Linked DNA regions of Homo sapiens: region 1 is linked to region 2. Evidence: chromatin contacts called from ENCODE Hi-C or POLR2A ChIA-PET data. All regions are on one chromosome and are shown on one strand. Each heading gives the region's core, a stretch centred on a gene start or an enhancer-like site at or near the end of the contact. The rest is flanking DNA. Distances are from core to core; before and after follow the strand shown. Region 1 overlaps NPAS2 (neuronal PAS domain protein 2). Region 2 holds the start of NPAS2 (neuronal PAS domain protein 2).

Region 1 (6,576 bases), core at 1,634-4,133, 46 kb after region 2:
TGAGTTGCTATCTGTGTGTTAGAGAAAGAGATCCTGGCAGATAGAAAGATGTGCATATCAGTGGCCACACAGTCCGTGGGCCCACAGATCTGTGCCCCATGTTTGGAGGAGTGGTTGCTTTTTTCAACATCCTAGAGGGATGTGAAGCCCAGCTTGAGCGTCTCATGGGGAATTATATCTAATGGGTCAGAATGGCATGAGAATGACTCTAAATAGCTTTTCTTTCTTTCTTCCTGCTAGTCTAAACACAGGAATGAGAAATAAATGCTAACGAGTTGCATCCTTAAATACAGTTGGACCATTTTCACGCAATGGTGAAGACATGTTTTTTTGTGCAAATATTTTATATCTTTGCCATTTTGACCATTCTTATTTTAGTTTCTTCCATCTGTGAGCTCTAATGTATATATGTATATAATTTATATAGCCCTCCTTGCATTCCACTTTGTAGTGTGAGGATTGCTGCAGATCTCCTTCTCTCTCTCTCATGGACAGTGTCCTCCATCAGTATAAGCTTTTGACCTAAAGCACACCTTAATTTGTCACGCTGCCAAATCCAAGCCAAACACAACTCAGCACTTAGAAATTGTCTGAAATGTGAATGAAAATATTTCTATCATATCGAGACTGGGCTAATTGTGAAAGCATTATGCCGAGATGTCATGAAGATGGGATGTGTAGTGAGCTATCAGTAGCTAGATGCTTGGTGGGAATTTGGTTGACTTACATGATTATGAATTAGCATCCTATTTCTCTGTGAGTTATTCATAATTCAGAGCCCATGTGGGATACCTTTTATCTTTTCGGCTTGTTGATTTGTATGTTGGTTTTGTAGAGGAAGAGTGCTCATCTGAATGTCAGAAAAACATTTTGTGGTTATTGTTTTAGTTGTTTACCAAATTACCTTAAGTTCTAGACTGAGTAGTCCATCAGGATAAAATATTAGTATATTTAAATTGCTCACAAATTTCCCTGATCTCTTCCAAAACTGTGTGATATAATAATATTCGGATATAAATAAAGCCTCTCCCGCATTTAATGGTGCTGGGTTCAGCATTAAGTTTCCATACGATTAGCCAACAACTCCTTGGAATAAAAAGTCCACGAGAACCTTACCTTGGGACACGTGGGAAGTGTCTTCCTTGAAACTCTGGAGCCATTTCTGAGGCACCAAGGAACATGGCATTGAAAAATGGTTGACAAGTCTTTTATATTGCTTGAACATCTACATAACAAAGAAAAAATGGGGCACAACACCCCCTTAGTCTTTAAAGTGACTGTTAAGTATTTCTGGTAAGTGTCAACATTTGTAACCAAGGATTTATGTTGAAAATTTAGAGCAGCAGTTCCCAAACTTGTTGATTTCAGGCTTCTTTTACATTCTTCAGAATTATTGAGAATCCCAAAGAGGTTTTGTTTATGTGGGTTTATCTATGAGTATTTATCACCTTATAAATGAAAACTGAGAACATTTAAAAATGTTTATTAATTCATTTAAAAATAATAAGTGCATTGCATTTTAACACAAAAATAATAACTACGTTTCCCCAAACAGTATAATTTAGTGAGAAGAGTAGCATTGTTTTAATTTTTGCAAATCTCTTCAATGTCCAGCTTCACAGAAGGCAAATATCACGTGCCAGTGTCCTCTGGGAAACTCCACTGTACATTTGTGAGAAAATGAGATTGAGAAAGACAGATAATGTCTTGGCTTTATTATGAAAATAGTTTAGACTTTATGGATCCCCTTAAAATGTCATGAGCTCCCAAGGGGTCACCAGACCACACTTTGAGAACTGCTAATACAGAGTAATTAGTTGAACTGGAATATTCTTGAACATAAGAACCCTGAACTCAACTACGAATCTGTTCTCTGTCCATGAAGTTGGGAGTCCGTGGGAGGAAGCAGGTCGTGCTGCCGCCTGAGCCAGCATGCTCCTTTGGATGCATGTTCAACCTTCCCTCTGTACTGGGAACGTAGCCTGGACTCCTGTCTGCTTGTGTGGAGCTGAGGCCCCACTTACCTGCTATGTGTTCTTAGACTACTGCTGCCTGCACTGTTGACCTTTCGGAAGCTCACAATTCACCTGGTTCCCTGACCGGTGACTGCTGACATAGTCTACTTTGTAGGACACCTTTGCTCAAGTCGGGTAACCTGGCCACACCAATCACCACCATGACTTCTAGTTAAAATAAGAAGGTAAGCTCTTAAACACTCAGAACCCTTGTTGAAAATCCACCTTCTGACCCCATTTCAGAGAAGAATTTGGAAAGGGGGCAATTCCAAGTGCCTGGTGTTACTGACTGGATCTCCAATGCACATGCAGGAAGTCATGCTTCCATTTAACTTGGAAACTCAAGGAGCTCTGTCCAGGAAGGACAACTGCTGACTTTGGGAACAAGGAGACTCCTATTTGGACCATACTCTCTAAGTTCTGGAAGGTCACACCTGAGGCAGTACTATAGATGGAAACCTTGAACTACCTCCCGCTAAAATTGTTACCAGTCCCAAGTGCTTGCCTAGACCCTGGCCCTGATATCTCTTTATTCCTGTCTCTTCACTGATTTTGACGCCAGCCTGGACCCAACCCTCAGCCTGACAGCCCAGGGTGACCCGCCCCTCTTCAGTCAATGTTCATGCTCAGCAATTCCGTTTATGAATGGATGGTTTCTCTGTTGCTCTGGTCCCTGCAGCTGTCTGGCCACACACTCTGCAGGGCCCTAGCTGTGCCATCAGTGAGGCCTGAAAGATTGGAAGTGGAGTGAGCACTGTGGCAGAGGAGTTGAGGGGGTGATGGGGAGAGAACAGTTGATCAGGGCAAAGCATTCTTACTCATCTTCTGCATTTCTCCTTGGATACTCCTGACACAGTTTGTCAAGAGCAGGCGACTCATGAGTCATTTGTTGACTGTGTGATTTTATTCCCCTCCCTGTAAGAAAAATACTAGAGAAGTAGAGCTAAGTTCACTTTTGTTTTATCTACCCTCTTTCTGCTTTTCCCAGCAGGCTTTGCTGCCATGAGCAAGCCCAGATATGTCCATCATGGCATCTTTTTCTTTGTCCAGCAGTCTCAGAGTTAACCTGGCATCAGGAGCACAAAAAAGCAACGCAGATGTTGGGTGCTTTCTTTCCAAAATACCATGTCTGAACCTAAATGTGGGATGATTAGGTCACTCACTTGCCAAGTAGCATATACATCACAAAATATTCAGAATTATTACAGTGCCACAGGGAAAGGCAAAGAACATCTAGTAGTAGTGTAGGATCTTCATTCATTTATTCAACCAATCATTCAGAAGTATTTATCAAATGCTGTTATGCACTAGATGATACATCTGTGAACAAAACAAAGATTCCTGCTCTCATTTTACTGACATTCTATCCAGCAAGTAACAAATCAACATTCTCCAAGATTTGGGGTGAAGTGAATCTTTTATCTAGGTTCTCAATGGTCATTTTAGGAGTTGTAGCTTCTATACTCTTTCTAATTTGCTGTTTATTTGCTCAGTCCAGTGAGTTGTGTGAGCGGGGAAAACAATTCTTGTTCTTTGGGGTGACATTAAGCACACCATTTTAAAGAGAGTCATTTACAGGTTAGTTAATTTATTTTGTAGCCAGTGTAATATTTGGTCACCTGACAAATAGCTGAATTTGAAGTGGATGCTCCAAATCCCCTGTTAGGAGGACTGAAACATAGTCTACTGTGACCTAAAACAGCGTCTTCCTAAATGGTCAATATTTGTTTGTTGCGTGCTTGAAGAGAATGTTTATTCTCCCATTATTGGGTATAATATTCCATATTTGTCCATTAGATCTGTGCTGCTCAATTTTATTTATCCTAATTGTTGTGTTGCCTGATATATCACTTATGAGATATGTCAGAAATTTATGACTATGATAGAGTTGTCAGTTTTTCTTTGAGGTATGGTGCTTTTTGCTTTATATAATTTGAGGCTATATTATTAGGTGCATGTAAGTTTAGGATTATCTTCTCTTCCAAGTAAGTTGAAACTTTTATCTTTGTTTTGTGGCCCTCTCTGATGTCAAAGTTATGCTTATATGCTACTAAGTTATGTTTATTGCCTTAAAGTCTGTCTGACATTAACAGATGTATGGTAGATTCCTTTTGTTAGTATTTACCTGGTATTTGTTTTTTCTCCTTTTACTCTTTAAGTTTTCTGTTTTTAGATTTCAGATGTGTTTCTTGAGAACAATGTTTGCTAGGTTTTAAAACATCCTGTGTGATGACTCTTAAATCTTTTTAACTGGAGAGATTATATGTTTATTATGATTACTAAAGTACTTTTTGTTTTGTTTTGTTTTTGTTTTGTAGACAAGGTGTCACTTTGTTGCTCAGGCCAGTCTCACAAACTCCTGGGCTCAAGTGATCCTCCCTCGTAGGTCTCCCAAAGTGCTGGGACTACAGACATGAGCCACTGTGCTCAGCTGAAGTACTTATTTATTTTTAACTATTTTATATTATAGTTGGTATTTGTCCCATTTTTTTCTGCCTTTTTTTCCCCTTTATTACATTTTTCCTCTACTAATTGGAACTTCTGTTCAAATTAATTAATTAAATTTCAATTTAATTAATGAAAATTTTAAGTTAATTTTTCTCCTCCCAAATATGAAGACCTTAGAATGATTTATTACTTACATGTTACTGTTATCCAGTATTATTTTCTATGAAGCACACTATATTTCCTCACTTTTTTGTCTTGCCTCTCAAAATTCCCATCTGGGACAATTTCCTTTTGCCTCAAGGGCATTATTTAGATTTACTTTAGTGAGATTTTGTTAGTAGCAAACTTTTTTCTTCATCTAAAATATCTCTATTTTATCAATTGTTGAAAGATAGTTTTGCAGGGTATACAAATCTAGGGTGATGGTGATGTTCTCTCAGCACATTGAAGGGATTCTTTTCCTGTTGTCTGGCTTCCATGGTTGCTCTTGAAAGTCCTGCTGCCCATCCAGTTGCTGTTCCTTATTAGATAATCAGTGTTTTCTCTGGCTGCATTTAAGATGATTCCCTTGACTTTGGTAATCTGCAGTGTCATGGTGATTGTCTCCAGGAATAGATACATTTTAAATTATTCTGCTTGGGGTTGTTAGGCTTCCTGAATCTAAGAATTGGTGGTTTTCATAAATTTTGGAAAATTTTCTTTTGAATATTTCCTAGACCCCATTCCCTCGAATATCTCTTGCTAGAACTTGAGTTTTGCATGTGTTAGGTCACTGTCTGTTGATTTTACTCTCCCTTTTATATTTTCTGTCTTTTGTCTCTGCATTCTGCAATCTGGATAATTCCTTCAGATCTGTGTTAAACTTTAGTAATTCTCACTCTACCTGTGTCTCAGCTTCTTTTTAACCAATCTATTGGGGTTTTTAAGAAAAATTAATAAATTCTTATTCCAGAAATTATCTTTTCTTCTTTTCTCAAATTTCAAATTGCTTGGTCTTCATTTTCTAAAAATAATCCCTTCTTCCTTGCTTTATTTTTAAGCCTCATGTTTATATCTTTAAACATATTAAACATACTTATTTTATTTTATTTTTTTGAGATGGAATCTCATTCTGCACCCAGTCTGGAGTGCAGTGGTGTAATCTCAGCTCGCTGCAACCTTCTCCCAGGTTCAAGCGATTCTCGTGCCTCAGCCTCCTGAGTAGCTAGGATTATAGGCATGCACCATCACACCTGGCTAATTTTTGTATTTTTTTTTTTTTGCAGAGACAGGGTTTCACCCTGTTGGCCAGGCTGGTCTCAAACTCCTGACCTCAAGTGATCCACCTGCCTCGGCCTCCCAAAGTTTTGGGATTACAGGCGTGAGCCACCATGCTTGGTCTAAACATGCTTATTTTATAACTGACATATGATCCTCAAGTATTTGAGGTCATTGTGAATCTGATTTTGTTCTTTGTTGTTTCTGCTGGATCCCATCCAGGGTGACCTTTTTCCTTGTACATTTGGTGAAATTTGACCAGGATCCTAATCCTTGGAACTTGATCTGTGAGAATTTTTTGAAGGCTGGGTTAAAGTTACCTCTGCAGAGGATTTGTGTTTGTTCTGCTACACACCTGCAGGCTGTCAACCTGAAACCACTCGAAATGATCTCTTAAGGATTTTCAAACCACGCAGTGGGAATTTGGGCCTGAACCTTGTGTGAAGGTCAGTTTGGGACTAGGACTATTTGGGAGAGGCTAACTTTCTCCTTGGCATTGAAAAAGGCATGTTCCCTTCCTGTCCCTTCCGTGTGGGCGGGTTTATTCCTCATGTCCATTAATACTGAGCACATCCTTCCTTTGAGGTCGAGCTTTACAAGCAAGGGTCTCTTCTTAGGCATACCCCTCCCCTCCAAGGATGGGCTTCATCTCTGGCCTCCTGCCTTATCCACACAATATCAAAAAGGCTTGGGCCGGGGCTCCCCTCCTGTGAGCATGCTAGTTCAACCCTGTTACTCTCAGGACCCCACTTCCTCTCTGTGTTTGGCCCCAGCAGACTCCTGACTTCTTTTTTTTTTTTTTTTTTTTTTGAGATGGAGTCTCGCTCTGTCGCCCAGGCTGGAGTGCAGTGGCACG
Region 2 (5,769 bases), core at 1,990-4,489:
TGCTGTAATTCGTATAGCAGCCCACACATTCTTGCCCTTGTGTAATACCACGAATGAACACCCATAGTCACCCAATACATATTTTGAAAATTTAATGTGTGCATATTTAAAATGAGGATATGCCACAGATTCAACTTCTATGATGGAAAAGAATATCCAATTTGACTGTGAGAACTTTGAATTATTTCACCGATACCTCTAAAGACTGATAAAATTGACTGCAAAAATTTTTTTATCCTCCCTTCCATACATTTGGATTCTTTGAAAAATATCTGGAGTTCCTGAATACATCAAGGCAACATTCAATCAGTAAAGCCATGTTCTTTTAAAGGCCCAATGACTGGAACTCAGTGAGAATGTCCCAAAACTGGCAATGCAGTTTTGAAATGGCTCTTTTGCTCCATGCTGCACATTTTGAACAATGCATAGATGATCTATTGTAGCTTGGCTTTGTTATTTGGTTAACGAAAAATCCAAGCACCAATGTCACCTCTTCCAAGAAGCTCATCCTGAGTCCTTCCTCGGCACCCATGGGACATCTGCTTTTGGCTTGGAGGGCTTTTCTGACCCTAGCCCTATTTGGCTGGTGTTTATGCCTGCCTCAACATAGTAAACCCTTTGTGTATAGAAACTGCCTTAATGTTCCCTTGATCCCTCACAGGCCAAGCCCAGCCTGACTCATGGCAAGCCTTCAACAGATGTCAGTAAAAGGAACTCAACCGTCAAATGCATAGAATGAACATGGGGTCAACTCTCCTCCGTAGCTCTCTTCCGCATGTGGGGGAAAGGGCCTAGTCTAACTGGCTTCTGTGATGCAGAATCCACTCTGCCTTATGGTCAGATAGGATATGTGGCCTATCTTAGAGGTATCCTTCCCATCTGGGTGAGATTAACATTAGGACACGGGATGGAGTTTGGAATAAATACGACAACCACATACACGTCATCTCCAGGACTAAAAAGGCAGAAACCACATTTAGTAGGGGCATCTACTGGACAACAGAGAAAAAGAGACCACAGCAAAAACACTTTTTGTACTGCAGAATTATTTGATGAGTTACTACTACAGGACATTCCAGGTTTCCTAAAAGAAAATTTAATGATTGTTCAACAAGTTCCCAAAAGGGAGTAGGAAAAGGGAGTTGGAATCTCTTCCAAAGCAAAAAAGGAAGGGAGGTGACTTTAAATAATGCTTTAAAACCGGTTAGAAGTACACAATTTCATCCTTTAGTAATATTAGTCATGGCCACGCTCTAAAGGCGGGGTGAAACCTACTTGCCTGGAGGAAAAGGACGGGGTAGAAAAACAAAGCAAAATAAAATCCATCAAACAAAAGTTTCTTCTTTTGGAAAGGGAGGGACTTCAAAATCATGACAGGCCAAATGCCTCCTCCTCTTTCTTGAAAAGCCCTCCAAGTCAGAAGCAAGCCTGAGAATAACAGCTGCTCTTAGGATGCTCAAAGCTCCTTGCAGCTGATTATTTTTCAGGAGGAGAATTAGACACAAATAATACAAGTGGGAAATAAAGAGAATGACCTACTTTACAGGGGGGGTAAAAAGGAGCTCTGTGTGAGCGTTTTGATCTAATTGACGGTGTGGGGTTGCATGCCCAAATAAGGCGCTGCTGGTCGGATCTGCGAGGGAGAGGGCACGTCTCAAACTCGAGGGAGAGGACGAGACAGCGAGAGGAACAGCGTCCGGGGCGACCCCCAGTCCACCGCGGGGGCCTGGCGCGCTTGGGGCAAAGGCCCTAGGAGACCCCTTCTGGCCACAAAATCGAGTATGACAGAAAAGGGCCAGCGGGGGCGCTTTCCTTCCAGGGCCACTTGCCGGAATGTAAGAGGGACGGAGAGACGTCCGGAAAAGGCTGCCACGCTCGGAGCGCTGCGCCAGGCCAGGCACCTAGGCCAGGGGAGCGGAGACCTCGTGGGAGCGGGCAGGGGGACCTTTCCCCTCTCCCGGGCTTCCACCCAGGCGCCTCCCCGCTGTGAACGCCGCCGCCCAGGTGAAGGGGAAACCGGCCACGTTTCCGGACCTCGGCGGGGCACACGGTCTCCGGTTTTCACCGGCTCTGTCTTGGAGCCCCGAAGGGCATCAGACAGCAGCCCCGGCACCCGGGGATTATTCCTGTACCTCTGCCTCCCTCCGCTTGGCGTTTGCGGGAACCTTGGTAAAATCCTCCCTGTTTCTCGCGCGCGCCTCTCTCTCCAGCTTCTTTTTCTTGGATTCTCGCCTGTCTCCTCCCACAGAGGAAAAAAAAAAAAAGGTCACGTATGTTTGGAAAAATATGTAGGTCAGTGGAACATTTCCTGCACTGGTGCAAAAGGAGAGGAGGGCAGCGGAGGAGGGGAGGGAGAGGCAGAGTGGAGCTCCAAGTGCCCGCTCCTGGCCGCAGCCCCACACCCCACGTGCCCCTGCCGGGGAGGGGGGCAATTAGCCGGTTCCTTTCCATCCTTGACCCATTTTCCGGACCAGCTACGTTCGCCTTAGGACAGGCACTGGTTATTCCTCCCCAGCAGTCGCTGCTGTCCTCCGCCGACCACCGCTCGCCCGCATCTTCCCCGACCCCCGCCTCCCACCTGCCCCCGGGCCGCACCCCCGCCGCTCATTGAGAAATCGCAGTGGTCCCCGCAGAGACGCGCTTTGTGCCCTGGGTCGAGACCTGCGCGCAACCCTGCCCCTGGAGGACAGTGTGGAGGGGGTGACAGTCGCGTGCTCGTCCCCCTTCATCCCCTGCGCGGGACAGCAGGGTGGCGGCCCGCACTGCGAGGGTCTACACTAGGCGGGGGCGGCAGATTCCTTGTTCCCCCCGAGTGACAACTTTAATGGGACCTCGGCTGGCAGCCTCTAGTCCACTTGCCTCTCCTCTGGGCCGGCTCACCTGGAAGCACAACCCCCCCCTCCCCCAGCCCCGGCGCCCAACCCCGACCCTGCGCCCCAGGCCCGACCCCGCCGCGCGTCCCTGGCAGCCCAGCAGAGGCTGCGGCGGCCTGGGGACTCGCGGGTGTCTGCGCCGCCCAGGGAAGCCGGGGGTCTAGGGGGCCGGGGGTCCGTCTGCCTGCGGCGCGCGCGGGGTGCTTGTCCCAGGCTGGGTCGGGGCCAGGAGAGACCCCGCAGGCGGAGGCAGGCGAGGGGAGGAGGAGGAGGGTGGGGGTAGGAGGGGGAGGTGGAGAGGGAGGAGGGTGGAGGGAGGAGGCAGGGGAGGAGGCAGAGGCGGAGGCGGCTCTCCCCGCCGGCTCTGCGTGCGGAAGAGTTTGCCGCGCGAGCAGCCGGCCTCTCGCAGGAGCCGAGGGACCCGCGCGGCTGCGGCCCAGGAGCGGCGGCCGCGGAGCCCGGAGACCCGCAGCCGCGGCGGCGGCGGCGGCGGCGGCAGCAGCTAGAGCAGCGCCTCCCGCCGCCGCCCGGGAGGAGCTCGCCGCGCCCGCTCGCCGCCTCGTCTCCCAGCGGCGGCGGGAGGCGCGTCTCCCCGGCCCAGTCCGCGCCCGGCCCCGCGGGGCCGCTCCGGCCCGCTCCGAGGTAAGGGGCCGCGCCTAGGGGCGCGGGGGACCCAGGGTGGGTAGTACGTGCGCGCGGGGTCGCAGGACTCGGTCACCTGCTCGCCAGCGTGGAGGACGCGCGGGGGCGGAGGGGCGCTCAGGCGCGAGGCTGCGCGGCACCGGGGACCCCGGACGCGGGGGCGCGGAGAGGTGGGTTCCCCTCCACAGTCAGGCCGCTGGGGGCTTCGCGTCCTGCAGGAGGTAGCAATCGCTGGGCCGGTGGGCTCCGGGCGCGTCTCGACGCAGAAGACAGAGGACTGGGCATCCGAGCCTCGGAATTTGGGGGTCCTCGGGGTGTCCGACAGGGTGGAGAAGGATCGTGCCCCAGGGCAACAGCTTTGGGGATTGCCCGTGGTTGTCTTCGAGACCCATCGCGCTACCCTCCGAAACGTCGGGCGTCCTGGACCCCCGGAGAGTGCGGCGTGCGCGCCCTGGGCCCGCGGTCTCTCGGAGTCCCTGGGTCGGAATTGGTTCCGGGCCGGATTGGGTGCGGAATCGGTGCCCCCAACCCCCGTGTGCGCAGACAGCGTGCAGCCTGGCTCCTCACGTCGCTGCCGCCCCCCCACCCCAACTCCGGAGCTCCCCAGGTTGGATGTATGCGTATGGTTTTGTTGGGAGATGTGCCCCTTTCCCAGCCGAGGAGGGACGCACCTTTGACCTTTCTGAAGAGCTGGGCAGGTCGGTAACCAGGGAAGGGACAGGCACCACCCGGCTAAATTCAGAACCAGTCCCGCTCCTCTGCTTGCCACTCCTTAATTGCTCAAGGTAAGAAAGTTTGTTTCAGCCCTGTGATTCATAAATAATTAGTAACTAGTTTTGTTGATTAAGCAAGATGGAAACCTTGAATATACGCACGCACTTCCACAAAGTCTAAACACTCCCGAGCTTGTGTCCGGGAGGCTTTAGTACGGAAAGTTAGAAGCCCTGGAGTTCAACAGGTGTTCAGGAGGGTCCCGGAGAGGAGTTTCGTCTTTACGCGTTGCTTTGGCATCCACCCCAACTTCATTAAAGTGGTTAGCCTGTTTTCCTACAGGTAAAACATTGATCACTTATTAAATTAACTTAATCAGCAGAGACGAGCTAAACCGTCTTGATCATTTAGAACCCAAACCTTATTTTCCTTAATAGAAAGGTTTTTCCTGTTTGAACTTCCCAGGTAATTAGTTCTAAAGTAGTTCCCAGCAAGACATCTCTGCCAGCATCTCTCTCTCACTGTAGCTTGGTCCCCATCAGTGAATTGACCAACTAATTATGGCTTGCATTAAACACAGAGCTGCCCTCCTTGGGAGGCACTGTTCACATTCAAGCGCACACACTAGCTCCATCTTCCTGCCACTAAGATGTCCTTAAAGGAAAAAGTTAGCCAAAAATAACCCCCAAATAAATAGTGTAATGTTTAAAAGAGTTATCCTGACCTGCGCCACTATTTTATAAAAGCAAAAATTCAGTGTTTCATTACAGCGCTAAACCAGGACCAGTAGAAGTATTGGTATCTCTCAGCAGTCTACTTAAATATTTAGTTAAAAATAAAGTGTGCAAAGTAAAGACGTTCAGTAATTATCTTCCATCTCACAGAGAGATGTGGAGTATGGCTTAGAAGAATTGTAAATGCGCTGCTTTTAGCCGTTTTCTTCTTGGAAATCGATGCCTCTATTTATTTGCTGATCTGTCCCACTGTGCGTAAATGTAGAATCGGTTTTATTCTCACTGCTTCCCAGAGGGGCTCCTGTGGAGGTGAAAGAAGGAAATACGTTCTAGAGGAAATATGTTATTAATAAAACGTTACCCCCAAAGAGTTAACCACGCCAAAAATAACCAAGTGAGGCTTTACTAATTAGTGGTCTGATGAGAGAGTGTTCAGATGATGACTAAAGAATTGATCTTTATGTAGAAAACAACAATTGTTTTTAAGCTCATTTGGTTCTCTTAAAACAGTTTGGGCCCTTTAAAAAAATTTCTGGCTGTTTAATAATGCAAATGATGAAAATCGTTAAAGATAACACATATAACCTGATGTGTGCCATGTTTAAGTTGAATTCACCCTATTTTTTTGAACAATCTTTCTTAACTCTTGGTAATCTTTATAGCTCACTCAACACTGCAACTTATTAGATTAAAAACTGAAAGTTAATTTTTTCAGAATAAAATAATAAGGCATGCGTATACTTTTTAATTTAACCATCTTTATATGTTCATTTTTTCAGAGTCTTGCTTTTGAATCTTAAGAACCCAAA

Evidence for each region. Hi-C counts contacts between places; a loop is a spot of excess contacts on that map. ChIA-PET counts read pairs that join two places held with the same protein, here RNA polymerase II (POLR2A). Pooled maps may share reads with other maps.
Region 1: a loop to region 2 is called in a map of PC-9, with 2.9 times the contacts of the local background. The contact joins the enhancer-like site here to the promoter of NPAS2 in region 2. A Hi-C loop is called at or near these places in 14 of 168 maps with a recorded cell type or tissue (Caco-2, HepG2, PC-9 and 9 more) and 17 of 50 pooled maps. POLR2A ChIA-PET finds 5 or more read pairs at or near these places in 7 of 52 experiments (AG04449, AG04450, BJ and 4 more).

What each region holds. Positions count from the first base shown.
Region 1 is chr2:100,863,393-100,869,968 of GRCh38, forward strand. All of the region lies in intron 1 of NPAS2 (neuronal PAS domain protein 2), which reads left to right. Among named protein-coding and RNA genes, the nearest start is that of NPAS2, 47 kb to the left of the region's middle. Within about 2 kb of position 2,884, at least 3 of the 41 ENCODE cell types and tissues checked have a DNase peak (open chromatin) inside an H3K27ac peak, as active enhancers do; they include PC-3 and PC-9, where a contact is called at or near this core.
Region 2 is chr2:100,816,900-100,822,668 of GRCh38, forward strand. It overlaps NPAS2 (neuronal PAS domain protein 2), which reads left to right and starts at 3,240. Exons shown (of 21, transcript NM_002518.4): 1 at 3,240-3,515.